Linked DNA regions of Homo sapiens: regions 2 and 3 are each linked to region 1. Evidence: chromatin loops called from intact Hi-C (ENCODE). Cell type or tissue: heart left ventricle. All regions are shown on one strand.

Region 1 (2,500 bases):
CGCCCACCTCGGCCTCCCAAATTGGGATTACAGGCATGAGCCACTGCACCCGGCTGATTTCCACTTTCTTAAAAGCTAGTTCTGCTCCAGTTTGCCTGGGTCTTTTATTATTATACATCCAGGCGCGGGTTGCCCCTCATTTTTCATTCTTTTCCTCCTAAGACTGGCCTCTCTTCCCTTCCCTTATCCCTCTAGACTCTTCCTATTGCTTCTCTTTGTGGTTTCTATTTTTGTCTTCCTTGTCAGAGAAAGCCAGTGTTTGCCATTTTCTGGAAACTTTCCAACTCTTGGGAATAGTGTTTGAGGAAGAACAGCCTGTAATGGTGTGAACTTGGGGTCTGCGAGGCCCTGAGCCTGCAGAAAACAAACAGCAGACTTAGAAAGAACCAGATTAGAACAAACAAGAACTTTTAGGAAAACAAGTTTAGATCACACCCATGGACCTAGTAAACAGGACTGTTCTCATTCGTGCCATTTCCCCTTCTGGGCTCTGAGGGGGAATGGGAAAATGCTTAAGGACTATTCGGTTTATAAAAAATAAAGCCCCCCAAGTGTGATGAATGGCACGAGTAGGAGTAGGCAGCTGAGGGCCTGGCTTCCCGTGGTCTGCTTCTGCCTCTGCTGGTTTCCAAGGCCTGCTATCACAAATGACCACAGACAGAAATGGATTGTCTCACAGTTCTAGAGGCCGGATGTCTGAAATCAAGGTGTCAGTAGTGCCACACTTCCTCTGAAGGCTCCAGGGGAGGATCCTTCCCTCCCTCTTTTAGCCTCTGGTGGCTCCACATGTCCCTTGGTCCTTTGATCTGCGTCACTGCTGCCATGTTCATATGGCCTTCTTCCCTGTGATGTTCTGTGCCTCTGTGTGGCCTCTCTTCTTATAAGGATGTCACTCATTTGATTTAGGGTTCACCCTAATCCAGTATGACCTCATCTTAACTAATTACATCTGCAAAGACCCTATTTCCAAATAAGGTTACGGTCTGAGGCTCCAAGTGGATAAGAATATTGGGGGGACACAATTCAGCCCACCCCTCTACCTTACCGAGGGACCTGTGAATTAACTGCTCCTTACCACACATAGCCTCGTTTTCTTGTTCACTTCCCTTCTCCCTGGTTGTCACTGTGACGTTAGATAGATGTTTCCAAATTAGTTTGTATTCCTCACAAAGAGGTATCAGGTAAATGACTATATGAACAGAGTCAGTCACCTGTTGGGGACATAATTTGTGTTCGAAGTAAAATCCCTGGGGGTGGACTGAGGCATTGGTATTTTTTAAACCTCTACACACACCAGAGCTGAGATCCCCTGAGCTTATTAACAGGGTCCTTCAGCTCTGAGCATCCTGGAATTCTTGTATGCTAATGTAAGGGGGAACCGTGTGACTCCCCTGGCAAGATAGCTGTCCCATTACACGTGCCTCTAATGTAGAAGCAAAGCCTAGGAAGCTCCTACACCCTCAAGTTTATGATCTGGGCTTGCCAATGAGTTCCTGCTTTCAGCAAGCCCTCTACTGCCACCTACTGATAATCAAGGCGGGGAAGGAGTGATGGAGCCCCTAGAGTTGAAACGTAATGAAGAGCAAGTGTGTGTCTCAATGGAGTTCCCACTCCATGTACTTGATTGTAGCCTTTCAGTGTTGTACGTGCAAGGTCAGCAGGCGGCGGGGGTATGTCCTTCAGAGGTCAAAGGCAGCTTACTCTGACAGGCCCAGCTCCACCACCTTTCAAGTTGGACTGGAGGCTACAATTACAATGTGGCGCAAAAATGAAGGTGTTACCTTCCCTCAGGTCCAAGTGTGCCCCCCTCATCCATCAAGGCCAGTTCTGCTTGAGCCTTTTTGAAAGGCTCCCTTGGCAGATTGGGATTCAACACAGAAAATGCTTCTTTCTACTGTTTAGGCAGCAATTTTAACAAAGTATCAACAAATCTGGGGTGGAGAAAGCCATTCTTCACCTTCGGTCTTCCACAGGTCCTCGCCTACAGCCATGGAACTCCCAGGTGATTGTGGCTTTTGAAGTAACTTTAGTAGAGAACAGAATTAAATATAATAAGATAAAAATATGTGGGGTTTTTTTAAAGACTTCCTAAATCCCAGTGGTTGCTATTTTATTAGTTTTCTAGGGCTGCTGTAACAAAGTACCCCAGATTTGGTGTCTTGAACAGAAATTTCTTTTCTTGTCATTCTGGAGGCCAGAAGTTCAAGATCAAGGTGTTGGCAGGGTGGATTCCTTCTGAGGGCTGTGAGGCAAGGATCTGTTCTAGCCTTTCGCTGGTTTGTAGGTGGCCTTCATCTCCCTATGTCTTCACATCACATCTTCCCCCTGTACGTGTCTGTATCCAAAATTCCCCTTTGCATAAGGACATCAGCCATATTGAATTAGGGCCCAACCTGTGGCCTCGTTTTAATCTGATTACCTCTATAAAGACCCTGCCTCCAAATAAGGTCACATTCTGTGGTGACAACAGTTAGGACTTTTAACATAGAAATTTTAGGGG
Region 2 (2,500 bases), 72 kb before region 1:
TTGGTGAGCCTCCCTTAGGAGACTCCCCATCTTGGGAGGTTTTTCTTTCTTAGGGGCATATAAATTAATGGTACAATCAATGGCATCTTCAGTTTCATAAAATATGGCATGTGTCGCAGATTTTTCCGGTTTGGATAATTTTTCAGGTTTTTAATGGAACAAGTTGTTTAACTCACGGGTAATCAAATCTATTGACATTTTCTCATTTTGATTTTATTATCTATTTTTTAATAATAGCTTTATTGAGATATAATTAAGATGTGTATGCTTCACCCTTTTAAAGTGTACAGGCCTATGATTCTTGATTTATTCACAGTTATGCAATCATCACCATTTTCTAATTTTTTAAATTTATTTATTTATTTATTTTGAGATGGTGCCTCACTCTGTCGCCCAGGTTGGAGTGCAATGGCGCAATCTTGGCTTACTGCAACCTCTGCCTCCTGGGTTCAAGTGATTCTCCTTTCTTAGCCTCCCAAATAGCTGGGATTACAGGCATGAGCCACCACACCCAGCTAATTTTTGTATTTTTAGTAGAGATGGGGTATCACCATGTTGGCCAGGCTGGTCTTGAACTGCTGACCTCAGGTGATCTACCCGCCTCAGCCTCCCAAAGTGCTCAGATACAGGCATGAGCCACCATGCCCAGCGATTTTCTAATTTTAGAACATTTTCATTACCCCAAAAAGAAACCCCATACCCATTAGCAGTCACTCCCCATTCCGTCCTCTTCCCAGCCCCTGGCAACTACTGATTTACTTTCTGTCTCTATGGTTTTGCCTATTCTGGCATTTCATATAAATCATATAATGTGAACTTTTCTGTTTGGCTTTTTGCACTTAACAGAATATTTTTGAGGTTTATCTGTAGCCTCGTAGCATGTACCAGTAATTTATTCTTTTTATTGCAGAATATTCCATTATATTGATATACCATAGTTTGTTTATTCATCAGTTGATGGATATTTGGGATGTTTCCATTTTGGCCATTATGAATAATGCTGTTACGAACATTCATGGACAAGGTTTTGTATGGGCATGTATTTTCATTTCTTCTGAATATGTACCTAGAAGTGGAATTGCTGGGTCAGATGGTAACTCTCTGATAACATTTTGAGGAACTGTCAAACTCCTTTCCAAAGCAGCTGTGTCATTTTACAATCCCACCAGCAACATATACGAGTTCCAGTTTCTCTACATCCTCACTGACATATGTTATTGCCTGTCTTTTTTTCTTTTGGCTATCCTGGTAGGTATGAAGTAGTATCTCACTGTAGTTTTGATTTGCATTTCTCTAATGACTAATGGTATTAAACATCTTGTATGTGCTTATTAGCAATTTATATCTTCTTTGGAGAAATGCTCACTCAAACCCTTTGCCCATTTTTAGTTGTCTTTTTATTATTGAGTTGTAAGAGTTCTTTGTATATTCTGGACACAAGTCCGTTATCAGATATATGATTTGCAAATATTTTCTTCCATTCTGTGGGTTGTCTTTTTACTTTTTTGATAGTGTCTTTTGAAGCACAAAATTTTTTAATTTTGATGTCCAATTTTTTTCCTTTTGTTGCTGGTGTCTTTGGTGTGATCTAAGAAAGCATTGCCTAACCCAAGGTCATGAAGATTTACTTTCATGTTTTCTTTGAAGAGTTTTATAGTCTTAGCTCTTACATTTAGGTTTGTGATTCATTCTGATTTAATTTTTTTGTATATGATATGAGGTAGAGTCTATCTTCATTCTTTTGCATGTGGGATAGCCGGTTGTTTCACCACCATTTGTTGAAAAGCCTATTCTTTCCCCTTATTGAATTATCTTGGCACTCTTATTGAAAATCATGAGAGAACATAAACCAGACAAAAAAAAAAGGAAAAGAAAGTCGATTGACCACAATTATAATAAGGATTTACTTCTTGACTCTCACATCTGTTCTATTGATCAATATGCCTACCCTCATAGCAGTACCATACTATCCTCATTACTTCTGGTTTGTATTGTTAAGTTTCATAATCAAGAAGTGTGAGTCTTTCAGCTACTCTTTTTCATACTGTTTTGGCTATTCTGGGTTCCTTGTATGTCCCTATGAATTTTATAATCAGTTTGTTAATTTCTGGGGGAAAAAGGGTAGCTGGTAGTTTGATAAAGATAGTGTTGAATTTGGGGAGTGTTGCCATCTTATATCTTACATCCCATAAATGTGGGATTCTTTTTAGTTAAGCCTTATGCTTACAAAGGACTTCACCATTGAATAATCAGATAAATGTTCACCCATATTTTTCTTTTACCTTTTATAGATTGTTGTTTATGTTTTCTTTTCTTTAATCTATGTTGTATTCATTTTGGTGTATGAAGTGAGGGAGATCTAACCTTGTTTTTTCACAGGTAGTTAACTATTGTCCTAATACCACTTATTGAATAAGATATTTCACTTCAAAGCACAGTCAAGTACTTTATCACTTTTGTTTATTGCGTAGGTAGTAGTGATAATGTTTATAGTGCTGCT
Region 3 (2,500 bases), 100 kb before region 1:
AAAAAAAAAAGCAAATGTAAAAGAGCCATTGCTCAGGATTTGTCTATTTATTAGTGTTTCCTGAGCTCAGGACTGAGACCGCGAGGTCAAACCAAACTTTTCATCACAAGTGAGACCCTGGAGATTTGCCTTTTTATTTTTTATTCTTTGGCAGGTTTGTTGTTCTAAGGAACATAAAGGTCAAGGTAGAGGTATCCTGAGGCTAACTCCCTCTTACTCACTGCATTTGCAGTTGTACAAGACACAGATCCTGGACATTCTTCAAAATATGTACATCTGCCTTCAGAAAGGCTTCTCTTGGGCTGGTATGGGAGTGTGTAAATGCTGAGCTGTAGGGGAACTCAGCTCCCTTCCCTGATCTGTCCTGACCATGACCAAGTCCTCTGGGATCTGGATTCAACAGCTGGTGCTCTGAGCAGAGCTGCCTCAAGGAAAGCCTATTTCTGGAATGGTGAATATTAATATTTAATAGTCAAGGGCCTCTTAGTAAATCGTATGAATGCTGTGAACTCTCCTCCCCCCAAAAAATGCCCATCCTCGTGATGGATCGTGAATCTCTTGGAGCCCGTTGTTCCTTCCCTTCCTTCTTCCCCAAGGCTCAGAATCCCCTTCCTAGAGTTACCTCTCTCTCTCTTCAGGTCATCCTCTGAAAGGCCAACTCACTGGATGATTGCAATAGGATATGTGGTTGACATCGCCCCAATATTGCCCTTGCTTTGCAGAGCTGAGCCTCAGTGCTGGCTGAGGGGCTGCAGAGACCCAGAGGGTCTGCAAGGTTAGTCTGAGCTGAGGCCAGCACCTATCAATCAGGAATCTCCTCTGCTAAAATTCCTGTGAGACAGTATGGCTAAGGCTCTAGAAACAAACCAGTTAGAGAAATGTATTACTGTATCAGCACCCCAGGCAGAGAAAGGTGAACTAAACCTATATTAGGATATATGCTTCTATTCACTTATCAGCACATATTGCAAGCACACTACATGCCAAGCATGAGGTGCACGACCTTTATTTTTTATCAATTGCCATACAGTCTAGTATGTGCAATGATATTATATTGTGAAGATTAGAGTAGGGAACATTGTAGCTTGCTTTTAAAGGATGAGAAGCTTTCTCCGGATAGGCAAAGCAGTAGAAGCATATTTCTAGGATAAGAGAACAATAGGTATGAAACAATGGGTGTGAAATAGCACAATGTGTTCCGGGAGCTATAGTTGTTTGGTTTTGGGGCAGTTAATAGGGAGAGCATGTGGGGTAGAAGAGGAAAGTGGCCACATAATATGAGAGCCACATATTGTCAGAAGACCCTTTCTGGTGGTGCCAGGGAGCTCTTAAGGACTTAGCAGTAGCAAATCCAAGAATCCCAGACCTTTGGACCCCAGCTTCTTTGTTGTTCCCAGACGGATTTGTTAAGCCTCTTAACCTATGGCTGACCTCCCCCTGCTTCTTGGCGCCCCCACCTCTCCTTTCATATTTTGGCTTGACATCTCAGACCCTGGAATTCTATTTCCTTTAGCATGAGTGCTGGCCGGAAGGGCCAGCTTGACCTAGCTTATTCCCTGCTCCCCATGGACTGCTTCCCTGACTGCCAATCAGAGCTGCCGTTTCTGAGCTCTGCGTCTGAAAAGACCTGAACAGCCTCATCCTGCACTGAGTCCTCCTGACACATACCATCTTCTCCTGGCATCCTTGTGGCAGCCCCTGAGTCCCTTTGCCTGGCTTCCCCAAGCCCAGTCCCAGACCCCTGTGTATAATAAGCCTGCCCTTTGGGATGGTTCATTCCTGACCAACTCCTCCATGTAGCACATTGGCCACTTGGAACTATTCTAGAAAACTGATCTTCTTTTATGCCTCAACCCTGCTGAGCCCAATTCCCCCACAGGATCAGAGGGCTCTTTCCAAAAGCAGGCATCCAGATGTCAGGTTCTGCACCCCATCTCCACATTGCTATTCCCCATTGGCTGTGTGTGGTGGGGGAGAAATGGATATGTAAATGATGAGTCCCCTTTCTTGAAGGCTTTCCTATCCCTTGGTCTGACCCTCTATATGCTCACTGCCACAGCCATCCATACCCACAAGTTAATTTGAGCCAAGGAAAGAGTGGTGACATTGAGTACTACAAAGACATCACAGATCACTTGCTATCAAAACCAGAAAGCAGGATTTATTCAAACCATCCCCAATGGCTCCCACGTGACAGACAAGCTGAGATGCGTGTCCTATTTGAAAACTGCTCATCCCAGGTACCCCTTCATCTTCCGCCAGGCCTGCACCTCTTCTAGTCTTCTGTGACCCAGGGAACATGACCATCGTGCAGCCAGATACCCAGATCTGCACCCTGAAGCTACTCCTTCCTCCCTCCTCTCCCTCTTTCCCTGCATGCAGTAAAATCACCATGTCCCAGTCTGCCTACCAAATAACTCATGGCTCTGCCCCCTCCTCACTGTAGGCACAGCCACTGCTTTTATTGAGACCGTGGTTATTCATCACCTGGAGTTTTGCT

The links. A loop is a pair of places that touch in the nucleus more often than their neighbours do. Peaks named below come from ENCODE experiments on the same cell type or tissue, not always from the same donor. Only the 100,000 strongest peaks of a DNase experiment are listed, where the experiment ranks them.
Region 2: a loop joins it to region 1, with 2.9 times the contacts of the local background. A loop is called at or near these places in 8 of 110 quality-filtered maps.
Region 3: a loop joins it to region 1, with 2.8 times the contacts of the local background. A loop is called at or near these places in 9 of 110 quality-filtered maps.

The regions. Positions count from the first base shown.
Region 1 is chr9:68,998,297-69,000,796 of GRCh38, forward strand. All of the region lies in intron 15 of PIP5K1B (phosphatidylinositol-4-phosphate 5-kinase type 1 beta), which reads left to right. Among named protein-coding and RNA genes, the nearest start is that of PRKACG, 15 kb to the right of the region's middle. RefSeq lists an enhancer at 768-897. In heart left ventricle, a CTCF peak has its summit at 1,531 (motif pointing left); no DNase peak of the experiment used is centred here; H3K27ac peaks cover 1,231 bases.
Region 2 is chr9:68,926,220-68,928,719 of GRCh38, forward strand. The region is part of intron 12 of PIP5K1B (phosphatidylinositol-4-phosphate 5-kinase type 1 beta); the gene reads left to right. Among named protein-coding and RNA genes, the nearest start is that of PRKACG, 87 kb to the right of the region's middle. In heart left ventricle, no CTCF peak of the experiment used is centred here; no DNase peak of the experiment used is centred here.
Region 3 is chr9:68,896,354-68,898,853 of GRCh38, forward strand. All of the region lies in intron 8 of PIP5K1B (phosphatidylinositol-4-phosphate 5-kinase type 1 beta), which reads left to right. Among named protein-coding and RNA genes, the nearest start is that of PRKACG, 120 kb to the right of the region's middle. In heart left ventricle, no CTCF peak of the experiment used is centred here; no DNase peak of the experiment used is centred here; H3K27ac peaks cover 592 bases.